2 separate regions of the Mus musculus genome follow, and region 2 is linked to region 1. A link is a contact called in ENCODE Hi-C or POLR2A ChIA-PET data. All regions are on one chromosome and are shown on one strand. Each heading gives the region's core, a stretch centred on a gene start or an enhancer-like site at or near the end of the contact. The rest is flanking DNA. Distances are from core to core; before and after follow the strand shown.

Region 1 (6,265 bases), core at 533-3,032:
TTCAGCATCAAGGATGGGGGCTCCCTCTTACAGCATACTGACCTGGCGTGGAAGGTCTCATTCCAGGACTTCAGGGCATTTCCAATTGCCTTCTGGTTTTGGGGCATGACCTCCACAAAAGATACCCAATCAATGGTTTTTAGAGCAAGTTTACGCCCAGCCATCTTGGGATACTAGAAAACAAAACAGCGCCTTTGGAGAGAACCCCTGAAGGAGACCATTCCAGAGAAATACAAGTCGTTAAGAGACGGATCAGCTCAAGCATTTGATGGGTATATATATGCAACAGATGAAAGAATTCGGATTTAAACCAGGAAAGAGGGCTAGGGATGTAGCTAGTTGCTAGAATGCTTGCCTGGCATGGACAGAGTCCTGGGTTCCCTCTCCAGCACCAGAAACACTGAGGTAGAGGCAGAGAATCAAAGTTCAAGGTCACATGAGAGATGTGGGAGCTTGTCTCAATACATCAAAATAAAGCTCTACAACCCAGAATATAAACATGTTCTCTCCTACCAGGCTGCCCTTCCTCTATCCCAACTCATTTCTATTCTTTGCAGACACTTCTAAAGGAAGTCATAAGCTGCCCAAAGGCTAACTAAGCTACTGTGTTTTGGCCACTGACTCTCCACCACAACCCCGGCCATTCACTCGAACTGTCCTGCCCAGGTCATCCTGTCCACAGCACACATACTGTGCACTTTCAGAGGCATTTTTACACAAATGATACTGTGAAAAGAAAGTGACTGAAGCGGTCTTGAGACCAAAACAAGACGAGATACAGAAAATAACTATGAAGAGAGCCAACCGAAAAGTGGAAACCATCTACACAAGCTCTGAGTGGGGGATACCTTCCTATCGATCAAAGTTGTCAAATGCCGGTCTCTCTCCTTCCTTCCTTCCTTCCTTCCTTCCTTCCTTCCTTCCTTCCTTCCTCAGTACAGCTTACGTCTCTAAGAGACAGAGACAGAGACTAAGACAGTTGTCAAGTGAACTAAGGATGCCAGAGAACGAAGTGCACTGGAGAAAGCAGGAGTTACAGACTTTTTGTTATCTGATTCATCTCTAGCGCTGGTTGTTTCTCAGACAAATTGGCCAGCCTGCTCTCATACACAGGTCATAAGCATAGAGAATGACCAATAGTTAATTAGATCAATCGGTAAACCTCATGAGGAATAGGAATCCTCCATTCGAAGGGAAGGACGTAGAGTTGAAGTCTGCTAGGTGTCTTGTCCTCTCTGAAAGTTACCACCCTAACTCTGTGATGCTTTCCCGACCCCTAAACTCCACTCCTGAGATCGCCACACAGTGTGAGACAAAAGTCTGTGGCAACATCTAAATTCACGGTGATTGGCTAAGTCACTGCCAGGCCCCAGGCTCGCCCCGCGGGAAAGCGAGCAGGGCAAAGCAGTGACCTCGGGCGCTCTGCTAGCGGGGCAGCTCGAAGGCCCGATGTCCTCCGTGGAGCTGGAACAAGTGTGGAAGCGAGGTCTGGAATACAATACAAAAGAGTCCGTGGAGATTCGACCCAACACCTCAGACCCCACTCACCTTCACCGACCCCCGGCGGAGTGCTCTCTCTCCAGCAAGCAAGGAACGGAAGAGAGTTGCCGGAAGTTCTCTCCTTGGCCAATCCGAACGAGCAATAGGCGGGTCTCATGTCACACTTCAGCCAATGAGCATGGAGTCCCGTCCTGGAAGGCGGGCGCGGCGCCTGCGCCGTCGGGGTCCCTTTTCCCCCTGCCCCACGCCCGCCGATGGGCCGGCCCGGCTCTCCCCGCCGAGGAGTCGGCCGGCCCGGCGGCGCGCGGGCAGCGGCGGCCCAAGATGGCGGAGCTGCAGCTGGACCCGGCAGTGGCGGGGCTGGGAGGGGGTGGCAGCAGTGCGATGGGCGACGGCGGCGGCTCGGGCCGCGGACCCCCCAGCCCTCGCCCTGCGGGCCCGACACCCCGCGGACACGGCCGCCAGCCCGCCGCCGCCGCGCAGCCGCTGGAGCCCGGGCCCGGACCTCCGGAGCGGACGGGAGGCGGCGGGGCCGCCCGCTGGGTCCGGCTCAACGTGGGCGGTACCTACTTCGTGACCACCAGACAGACCCTAGGCCGGGAGCCCAAGTCCTTCCTCTGCCGCCTGTGCTGCCAGGAGGACCCGGAGCTGGACTCCGACAAGGTGCGCCCCGCCCTCGGGCGCGCCCCCGGGTGTTGGGACCCATTCCAGGCTGGTGCTCCGATCTCTGGGACGCGTTTCCCTCCAGCGGGTCCTGCAAACCCGGACTTGAGTCCACTCTCTTCCCCCCGAGTTAGCACTGGCCACCTCAGAATGATCTCCCGTCCCAGTTCTGCCCCATCTTCAGGCACACTCCGGTTTCCCTTCGCACCCCGCTCTTTTCTCAGCTGCTCCTGCGTGGAGTTGTCTACCTGCACCCACGGGAGCCCCCTTCGTGCTCCTGTCACATTCCCTGCCCCTCCTGGGGACCACCCCTTCTCAGATCTGCATGAGTTTTTCTTTGGCTCCCGGGCGGCCCCCTGCTGCTGGTGCCAAATGCATTCAGAACTGGGTCAGGGTGAATGACCACATCTTGGTCACTTTCGGAGGACTCAGGTCCTGTTCCATCCCTGTGTAAAGTGGTATTAAACTCGGGGTTTAATGATAGCGTCCACTACTGAAGGCTGCAGGAAGTGCTTGTGATACATCCTGTGGTGGTGATAAAATCCTGGTCCCAGACCTTTTGTGCCGTAACAGTCACCGTTTCGGTACATTTTTGAAAGTAAATGCACTCCTTGGAAAGATGGGCTGATAGGTTAGGACCCAGAGAATGTGTAGCGTCAAACACAGGGTTGAGCAGTGGCAAGACGTCATTCATTTCCAGTTTGAACTGTAACTTTTGCAGGTTGACCTTTGACTCTCAAACGCATCCATACCATAAAGCACTCCCATGGTTAGTAGACTTGCATAAACCCTTAATCAGTTTCATCTGTTCTCTGATACCAAATTGATGGGAACCTTAAGAGATTCCAGAACTCCTGTTTATAGGGAATTATTTTTATATACCCTAAATCTTCCTTATGGCCAACACAAGCCAGTTTCTTGTTTCTTTTACTGTAAAGATGAGTAGGATTAAAGTTGCTCTGAGCCAAGTCCTGGCAGTACCAAGCTTCCTCTGGGCACAGAGATAGGGTGTGTGAGATTGCAGCTGCCAGTGCAGACTCCCACTGATGTTGGCCTTGGGCTCAGGAGAACTGCCAATAGAATGGAAGTTTTCTCAGAATTAGGACTGTAGTCCAGGGGCAGTGAAGGAGTCAGAACGCTTAACACAGCTATGAGATTTCCTTCATCCCCTCCCTGTAGCTGGTACCCTACAGAAGAATGTTAACAGAATGTGGGTCTACCCAGTAAATAAAGGCCTGGGCAGTGGGAGTGACTGTGCGTCTAAGACATCTGACCTGAAATGATCTTAAAGCCAGCCTCTGGTCAATAGTTTAAAATAAGCAAACTGTAGCAAAACCGGCTCAGTAAATAAATAAATAAATAAATAAATAAATAAATAAATGGTTTTTAGCTGACATAGTGACTGTTGCCTGAGTGCCCCGGCGGATTAGGGAAATGCTATTTAGAAAATGTTGCTTGGCTGTGCTCGGTTGACAGGACGAGACTGGAGCGTATCTGATTGACAGAGACCCTACCTACTTTGGTCCTATCCTAAACTACCTCCGCCATGGGAAACTCATCATTACCAAGGAGTTGGCAGAAGAAGGTAAGGCCACCTGTCTGGTTTCAGACTTGTGGTTGATTAGAGCTGCTTCGAGGACTTCCGGTTTGGTTTGGGATCGCCCCTGAGCTTGCGCAGGTGGGAGAGTTAGTGAAAGTAAGCGGGTAGCCTCCAGCTCCCGGGCTTGTGCAAACGCCTGGAAGGAGGCTGTGCGGAGCTGGGTCAGCTGTAGTGTGGAGCCGGCTTGCTCCGCTCGCAGAATCTGCTTTAGGCTTGTAAACCTGTGTCCCCATCACATGTGTCATATTTGCGGTGAGTGCCTGAAGCGCCACGTCTTCGTCAGCCAGGTGTTTTCATTTTTCCATTTTCCTTTGGACTTGTGAAAATAATGTTAATAAATGCCTGACCTCATTTCCTAAGACTCTGGTCTCATGCTTCTCTGTGAAGTCGTGCAGCTGACCTGATTCACTCTCCAACTCACTGTGAGGCAGGCGTGTCGCAGGCTCCTTGTCATTCCACTTTGTAGGACATTTGGATCGTAAGTGGGTCTAGGCTTCTATGTAAAAGGACTGCCTGGTCTCTGGAGGCATCCAGTGGAAATTTGGAGTCCTTTCCTAAATCCAGGGCCCCTGATCTAGAACCCGTACCTTTGGATAGCAAAGCTTGTACTAGAAACCCTCATTAGTGAAGTGGCTCAGGAGCAGCTCCATTGGGTCCAGAAAGAGGAACTGTTCGTTCTTGCCCATTCTCTGTCTCATGGCCCCTTCCCTGCTTACTCTTTCTCCCTGAAGGGAGTCTGTCTATAAATGCCCTTTTAAAACAAATCACGCAGTGCAGTGGTGGCGCACATCTGTAATCCCAGCACTCAGGAGGCAGAAGCAAGTGGCCAGCCTGGTCTACAGAGAGAGTTCCAGGACAGCCAGGGCTACACAGAGAAACCCTGTGTGGAAAAAAAAAATCATTTCAGATGCATACATAAGAAGTAGGAAAAGGCGTAATAAATTCCACACACATTGTGTTAGCTGGTAGCCGCTTAATGATCTTTTTATGTCTTTAATAAAAACAAAACAAACAAACAAACAAAAAAACAGTAAACTTCGTTGAGCCAGCAAAGTGACTCACCAGGTAATAGCTCTTGTTGCCGAGCCTGGCAACCTGAGTTCAGTCCCTGTCAAACCCATGATAGGAGGAAAGGAAGAACGCAGCAAATTGTCCTCTGACCTCCTTTTCACCCATACCACAAATGGATAAATGTGGTTTCCTTTGTTTTTCTGAGACAGAGCCTCAGTCTGTAGTGCTGGCTGACTTTGAACTCACAGAGTCTGCTGCTGCTGCTGCTGCTGCTGCTGCTGGGATTAAAGGCATTAAAGCCACCACACCTGACAACAATAAATAATTGACAGAAATAATTTTGAAAACACTTTATTTTGAAATAATTTTGGGCTTAGAAAAAGAAAGCATGACTAATACAAAGTTTCCTTTACCAAGATTCACCAGCTTTGGTCATTTATTTGGCTTGGTTTGGTTTGGTTTGGTTTTGAAGCCACTAAACTTTGTCCCCTGGGCGCTTCTACCCCTACCTCTCCTCCCTCAGTCTCCTAAGAGGTTTTACTTCTGAACTGTTTGAGGCTAGATTTTGAATTCTGTTCCTTAATAATTCTCAGCCAGGCGTGGTGGCACACGCCTTTAATCCCAGCACTCGGGAGGCAGAGGCAGGTGAATCTCTGAGTTCAAGGCCAGCCTGGTCTACAGAGGGAGTGCTATACAGAAAAACCCTGTCTCAAAAAGTAATAATAATTCTCTGTGTTACTCTAAAACCAGGACCTTGGCATGATCCTCCTTAACAGCTCAGGAGATTTGATATTGATTGTTTATCTGCACCCCTTCCCAGCTTCTCAATCGTAATAATGTTCATTAGAGCATTTTTTTTCCTAGCTCAGGAGCAGATATCCCATAATTACTCTATCTAAAATCTTTGATTTTGTTTACCACGAGAGGAGCCACTGATTGCCCCCCCCCACACACACACGTTTGTTATTAGTTGAGGCAAGATTTCTGCCACTGCCCAGCCTGACTGAAATAATTATCCTATTAAACGTGTAAGTTAATATACATGTCTCTATCAATCTGTCCTTTTTAGAGAAAACAAGAAAAGGCTGCAGGGTTGGGAACTGTCCAGTGTGGCAGGTTCCAGGAACAGGTGACATAGGGACATAGTGAGCAGGACGGGTGAGACGGGAGGGTGCACCCTGTGTTTGATTCCCCTCAGTGTGAACTCTGTGGGCAAGCCCTGGAGAACAGAGTCAGATTTACATTTCCTAGGCTGAAGGGGAGATGAGATTTGTGTTTGGAAAATGCAGTACTTGGAAGGCAAGCCTTGCCTTGCTGTTCCCCCTGGGCTCACACCTCTCTGACCACAGCCTGGTCCTTCTTCTAGGTGTGCTGGAAGAAGCAGAGTTTTACAATATCGCATCTCTCGTGCGGCTGGTTAAGGAAAGGATACGAGACAATGAGAACAGAACTTCACAAGTAAGATGTCTGGAACTGCTAAGGACAAAACCT
Region 2 (6,724 bases), core at 1,201-3,700, 38 kb before region 1:
CATGCATGCATATACACATATGCACACACATATGCCCATATACACACACATACACACACATGCATGCATGCATACGTACGTACACACACATGTATACACTCACACACCCACACACATGCATACACATATACACATACATACGCACGCAAACATACACACATGCATATACACACATGCACACACATACATATGTACACACATGTATACACACATGCACACACATACATTCATACAGTATGCTCCATCTCTCAAAAGTGTCTATACTCCCAACAACACCACACTAAGAGTGAAGCATTTAACACATGAGCCTTGGGAGACAGTTAAGGTCCCAAGTATGGTAATGGGGGTACCTCAGTGTGGATTTAATTTGCATTTCCTGAGGATTAAATAAAACTTTGTACCTTAGTCACATTAACTGTTAACTGGGCCATTTGGATTTTTTTCCTCAAATTTGTCCAGTCAAGTCTTTTACCCATTTTCTCCTGGCCATATGCCTTTTTCCTTTGGATTTTCAGGTTTTGCCATATTCTGGCTAGATGTCCTTTTCTGGTTATATCACAACATATATTGAGTGCCTCAAGAATGTTCACACATGCTGGGCAGTGGTGGTGCAAGCCTTTAATCCCAGCACTCGGGAGGCAGAGGCAGGTGGATTTCTGAGTTCGAGGCCAGCCTGGTCTGCAGAGTGAGTTCCAGGACAGCCAGGGCTATATAGAGAAACCCTGTCTCGAAAAACCAAAAAAAAAAAAAGAATGTTCACACATGATGGGTCTCAACAAAAACAAATTACATGAATGCTGGAGGATTAGGAAAACTCCTTTAAGGAAAAAAAAATTCTTGGATGGATTAAAGCATGGCTTTTATGGGTGTAACTGGATATCGGATTTGGGTCTTAAGCAGTAAGAAACAGACCTTAAAGTGAAAAGGGCAGAATACAAGTAACACGTGCCCAAAGTTCATTCCTTCCAGCCTGTTTCCAGACATACAGGTTTTTAAACACTCCAGTTCTTTTTTTAAATGAGTTCTATTTCTATATTTATTTATTCTATATTTATGTGTATGAGTGTCTGCCTGCCTGAATGTATCTATACCATATGCATGCTTCGTACCCAAGGAGGTCTGAAGAGGAGAACTGATCCCCCGGAAGGAGTTCCAGGTGTTTCTGAACCACCATATTGATCTGAGGAATGAATCCTCAGATCTTCTACACGAGCAGTTGAGCCATCTCCAGCCCACGGCCTAGGTTCTTTTTTTTTTTTAAGAATTGTTTATTATTTGTAAGTACACTGTAGCTGTCTTCAGACACACCAGGAGAGGGCATCAGATCCCATTACAGATGGTTGTGAGCCATCATGTGGTTGCTGAGAATTAAACTCAGGACCTCTGGAAGAGGAGACAGCCCTCTTAACCACTGAGCCATCTCTCTAGCCTAAGACTCAGATTCTTAAAGGTAGGTGTGTGTGTGTGTTCACTCATGTGTGTTCATGTGTGTGTAGAGGGTACAGGACAACCTCCAAGTGTTACTGAACAAGGAGCTGTGCACCTTGCTTTTTTTGAAACACGGCCTATCACTGGCCAATTAGGCTAGGTTTACTGGCTACCATCGATCCATCTCTCCTGGCTCCCCAGCTCCCAGAGCTGGGATTTCAAGAACAAGCCACGCACTCTGCTTTTTTTTTTTTTTTAAACAAAACCAAACCTGGTAAGCACTTTTAATGTGCTGAGCCACCTCCTCAACCCCCTTAAAGTAATGTTTAGCTTTGCTTAGTTTAGTTTACAGAAAAACTTCCACACTGTAGCTTAGTCGGGCCTGGAACAAGCTGTGTTAAAAGTCTGGCCTAAGAACTCAAGATAATCCTATTGCTTCAGCCTCCTAACTCCCGTTAGTAGAGGAGGGAACCACTGTGTGTTTTCTATGTGTGAGACTTTATGTAATTACAAGTACCCAGAGGCCAGAGGTGTCAGAATTTCCCTGAAGCTGGCGTTACAGGCTGTTGGGAGCTTCCTGACGTAAGTGCCGGGAACCGAACTCAAATCCTCAGCAAGAACTCTTGACCTCGAGTGTTCCAGCAGCCAAACCCCCATTCAAGGTTCTTAAAGATGTTTCTAATTTAATACCATTTTTTAAAAAGTTCTTCGGATATATCAGTGGGTCAGCACGTTCTCCGCAGGTGAGGACCACTGTGGACATCAGACAGACCCTTGCTCCCAGGAGAGCCAGAAGGACAGATAACAAGCAAACAAAATAATTCCAGATGGACGTAAATAAAAGTCGGACGTGGAGGAAAAGCAGGACAGAGGGTTGATCCAGCAATTCCCGGACCAGGACACCAGGAAGGTCCTTGCCTTCGGTCCCGCCCCTTATTTGCATACGTCTTTTGATTGGTCTCCGGCGGCAGGTCCCACCCCGCAAAGCTGGCGGCCTGGGAAGCTGAAAGCGGGCCGGGCGGAGATGCAGCGGCGGCTCCGGGTGTCGCGGCGCGGGCCGGGCGGTGTGCGGGCCGGAGGCGGGCAAGGGGTACCCGCCGCTGCATCCGCACTCTGCTGACGCCCTAGCCCTGCAGGTGGTCCCGGGTGGTCCCAGCTGTCGTCCCACTTTGCAGTCCCCACCCCTCCGCCCTTTGTGCCGCCGCCACCCGGCGTCCCCAGTTCGGCGGGACCCGGGGAGCGCGGGAGCCAGAGGCCCCGCTGGGCGCACGGGGCCGGCAGCGGATGGCGATCACGGGCGGAGGGCGCAGGGGCGCTGCAGCCCGAGCTCCCGACGTTGGAAGCCCGGGCCGCCTCCGCCGCATTGTCCCGGGCTGCGAGCCCAGGCCCTGAGCTGCCGCAGCGCCCGCCCACCGCCACCCGCGGGGCCATGCGGAGAGCCGCGGGGATGGAGGACTACTCCGCAGAGGAGGAGGAGTCCTGGTACGACCATCAGGACCTGGAGCAGGGTGAGCGCGTTGGGGAGGGAAACAGCGTGTGCCCCAAGACCCCTGACCACTACTCCATTGTTGGGCGGTATCCCCAAGAAAAGGGCTAGGCTGGACCTGGTGAGCCCAACGGAGCATGATGCGTCTTGAGAATGGGGACGTGGACCGAGAAGGGCGCTGCCCTGGAATATTCTGACGCTGGAGAGAGACTTGCAAAAGTGTCCAGTTGACAGGGCATCCATCGCCCTTCTCATTTTAGTAGCAGCACCTACTCGCGTGCCCCGGTAGGGTATTGTTAGGGGGCCCGATTGCTAGGTAGAATGGAAGTCTTGGGGCCCACAGAGGATTCTTGTTACTTTTGCTAAGAATGCACTGTATATTGAGATAGGTCATCTCTCCAGATCAACAGCACCTGTCCGGGCTAGAATTTCTGAGCTCTAAGACTTCCAGAAAGTTTCCCCAACTCGCTTCCCTCTGCCCAGAAAGGGGGTGGTGCATGCTCACGCCTGCGAAGAAGCTGAAAGTCTCCAATCTGCCTTCCCAAGAGAGGCGTTCCCTGGTCCTTCCCTGCATGGGGCTTCCACCCAAGTGGCTCAGGATGTGAAGGGGTCCTTTAGCAATTTCAGACTTTGCCAAATGAGATCCCTGGGGAAAGAGGGAGCCACTTCCGTGGCACTCATCTAGAAAATGACTAGAGGGGAGTTAGAAGCTGGTGATGAGGTGGCTAAAATGACATCACTGAGAGGTGGAGCCGACCTGACAAGAAGGCCCGAGAGGGTCAGGGTCAAGGCCAAGGCCTGCCGAAGTAGTCAGACCCCAACCTCCTCTCTGCTGGTTCTTACTGAAACCCTGAGGGTGAGGGTCACCTGCATGCTCTGAGGTATTAAAACACAAGCCTGGCACAGTGTGTGTGTGCCACAAAGGCCGGTCTCCATCCTTAGGGCCCAGAGCCCTGGTTTTGCCAAGATGGGAAACATGCACTTGGATCCTGGAGCCTTTGTCTCCTGACCCACTTCCCCATGCAGCTGAGCTTCACCTGCAGATGAGGGGCTGTCCCTGTGCTTGTCAGTGAATCAGAACCTTGGGAGAGCTCCGCAGGGTAGAGAGTGTTGGGTTAGGCATTGCTATGCCATGAGCTTCTGTGACACCTCTTCTCTGTCCTGGCCACTACCCCTAAAACTTTACTCTCTAAACACCTACTGGCCCCATGTGAGCTCCAGACATCAGCCTGGGACCTGGGCACAGTCACAGCCTGACCCTCTGGGCACACAAGGGCTGATGGGGTAGGCCCACTTGTATGCTGCTCTAAGTGTAAGTGATTATGGGATGGCTTCCTGGGAGAGGCTAGCGCAGAAGGAAAGATGAAAAGCCGATTTCTGGCGAAGATAGCCTCTAGGGGAGGCAGATGCTAATACCATGGCGGTCGTCTCATTTAGTTCCCGCACCCCTAATGAAGGCTTGGCACCATGCCCAGCCCAGATGTGGGAGGAAGAAGAAGCCTTGCAGTAGGGGTGGGAGATGTGTGGCTTCTGCCAAGGGACAGGAACTGCCATTCCAGCAGGATTGATAAGCCCCAAACACTCCCTGCTTCTTGGGTCCTGCTGATCAGGCCTGCAGCTCTGGTCGTAGACAGAGCTCAGGAACCAGGATGATACCCAGTAATGAAACACGTTATAAAGACAGAGGCCCTTCCTTCTAGATGCTGTGCCAGCATCTAGGGATGGAATCACCATCCTCCTGATCCTGAATTCCAGCGGAGGAGACGGAAGTGGGAAGTTAAAGTAACCACTGTGGGACAGCATAGTCCCCTCAGCAAAGAGCTCTGAAGGAGGGCACGCTGGGAGAAGGGATGTTTGTAACCAAGGCCTGGGGCCAAATGAAGGACAGGAAGTAGGGGACAAAGGAAGCCTAGCCACGTAGCTCCGCATGCCAGGCCAGGAGAACTGGGCAATGGGGTGGAGCGTCTGCCAAAAGACAGTCATGTCAGAGGGCCCGTTTGTGTTCCACTTTGTACCCAGTCCCCAAATTCTGTCCTTCCCATCCGCCCAGACCCACAGAGGGATTTCTGACCCCACACATTGGAGTATCCTTCCTGCCCGCTTGCCCTTACCCTGGGCCAAGCCCCAACTTCACTCCCCAAAGAAATTGTCCCCAGAGATTGTGTTTGGCTTTAGTGTGGCTCTGTCCCAGAGGCAGGAGGCGGGGGTCTTAGATTTGCTAGATTCCTTCCACCCACTAACTTGAGCACCTATAAAAATAGTAAGAAGTCATGAATTAATTATAAGCGCTGGCTCTTTCTTCGCCCTCCCCCTCCCCCACCTGTGACCACCTCTGTCCAGGCTGAGGGATGGCTGCTGAGTCACAGATTTTGAGAGCTGACCTCCCTTCCTGCCTAGCCTGACCTTGATTCCTCCCCACCCTTGGGGATGCTGACTGGTAAGGAAAGGGATGCCCTTCCTCCACCCGGCTCCTCCGCCCTGCTCATCCACCAAAGGCCTTTCTGAGTTCTGACTCTTGTGCTCTGTGGGGCAGGGCTCCCAGATCCACCAGCTCACGTCTTCCACCTCAATCCAACTTGGCCTGATCCTTGGCCCTCTCCTGCCTCTCTGTCAGGAGTCCGTCCTGCTTTACTATGATGCCCAGCCAAATGGGTGATTTGGGGATGTGGGGGGCTTCTTTGTTTTCTCTGGGGCATTGCCTTATAATACCCACTAAAGTCCCACGAAGGAAGCCCCCAGAGAGCCCCTAGGGCCAGGGGGTGTGGCAGCGCAGACTCAGTACCTTCCCTGGCTTGGTTCAGAGCTGCTGGTTAATCGGACCGTAACAGGCTTGTAGTTGTTGCTCTGTGCCTGAGTCCTGCTCAGCAAGCTTCCACGTTTCCCAGCATCCAAGCCACCAGCTCCCGAGTCCCGACCTGCCACTATCCTTCCGCAAGCTCCCTCCCCTAGAACTTAGTTTTCTCAGTCCTCTGCTCTACAGCGTCTAGATTCCACCCATCCTCCCTCCAGGCCGCTCTGACCAGCTTAGCTTGCAATACGATCCAGTTTCCCTGACATTCTCCCTCCTCCACCCCAAGCAGCGTCCGTCCGTTCTGTCTTCTTTCTGTCTTCTTTCCTCTGTCGTCCTTGGATCACTAGGTGGCCAAGTCACATTCGCTGTTTTTGCTAGGTAGTCTTCTATGTCTTTCTGTTCGTAGTGTAGTGAACCCACACACTGGAATCCCCACCTATGAGCAGTAGGAACTCACACGTCTCAGCTCACCTGGAAGGAAGAGCCCTGTGCTGAAATTGTCCTTGGCTTTTCCTCTTTCTTCTGGTTTTGAATTCTGGCTGGGCTGCAGGGTCTTGTCACAGGCCACCTAGGTATAATGGTGTATGCTTACCTCCTAGACCACCGAACAGTTCTGAGTGTTGTGTTTTATAAAAAGATAGGGAAGCCACGGGTATGTTTGGTGAAGGCGCGGTATGATGTCAGGGGAAGGGGGTGCCTCTGCGGGCCCATGCTGAGGCATCCCTGGGCCGGTGCTGAGGCATCCCTTCCCCCTGAGAGACCAGCCACACGACAGTGTAGTATAGAATAGAGTTTATTCAGGGCATAGGGAGGGAAGTTGAGGGGGTGGTAGAGACAGAGAAAGGAGAGAGAGAGTAGAGGAGTACAGGTCGGCCATGAGAACCTGGAGGGGGTGGGAATGGGGAGAGAGGAGGAAGAGGGTAAGGGAGCAGGAGCAAGAGAGCAAGAGAGAGAGGAGGGGGCCGAGCAGCCCCTTTTATAGTGAGTCAGGCGCACCTGGCCGTTGCCAGGTAACTGGG

The links. Hi-C counts contacts between places; a loop is a spot of excess contacts on that map. ChIA-PET counts read pairs that join two places held with the same protein, here RNA polymerase II (POLR2A).
Region 2: POLR2A ChIA-PET joins it to region 1 with 20 read pairs in Patski. The contact joins the promoter of Cdr2l here to the promoter of Kctd2 in region 1. A Hi-C loop is called at or near these places in 2 of 37 maps with a recorded cell type or tissue (both heart). POLR2A ChIA-PET finds 5 or more read pairs at or near these places in 4 of 5 experiments (Patski and embryonic stem cell).

What each region holds. Positions count from the first base shown.
Region 1 is chr11:115,418,344-115,424,608 of GRCm38, forward strand. Kctd2 (potassium channel tetramerisation domain containing 2) reads left to right here and starts at 1,783. Exons shown (of 6, transcript NM_183285.3): 1 at 1,783-2,163; 2 at 3,640-3,748; 3 at 6,141-6,232. The coding sequence starts at 1,825. Atp5h (ATP synthase, H+ transporting, mitochondrial F0 complex, subunit D) reads right to left here and starts at 1,576. Exons shown (of 6, transcript NM_027862.1): 1 at 1,549-1,576; 2 at 43-173. The coding sequence starts at 164.
Region 2 is chr11:115,379,466-115,386,189 of GRCm38, forward strand. Cdr2l (cerebellar degeneration-related protein 2-like) reads left to right here and starts at 2,451. Exons shown (of 5, transcript NM_001080929.1): 1 at 2,451-2,936. The coding sequence starts at 2,858.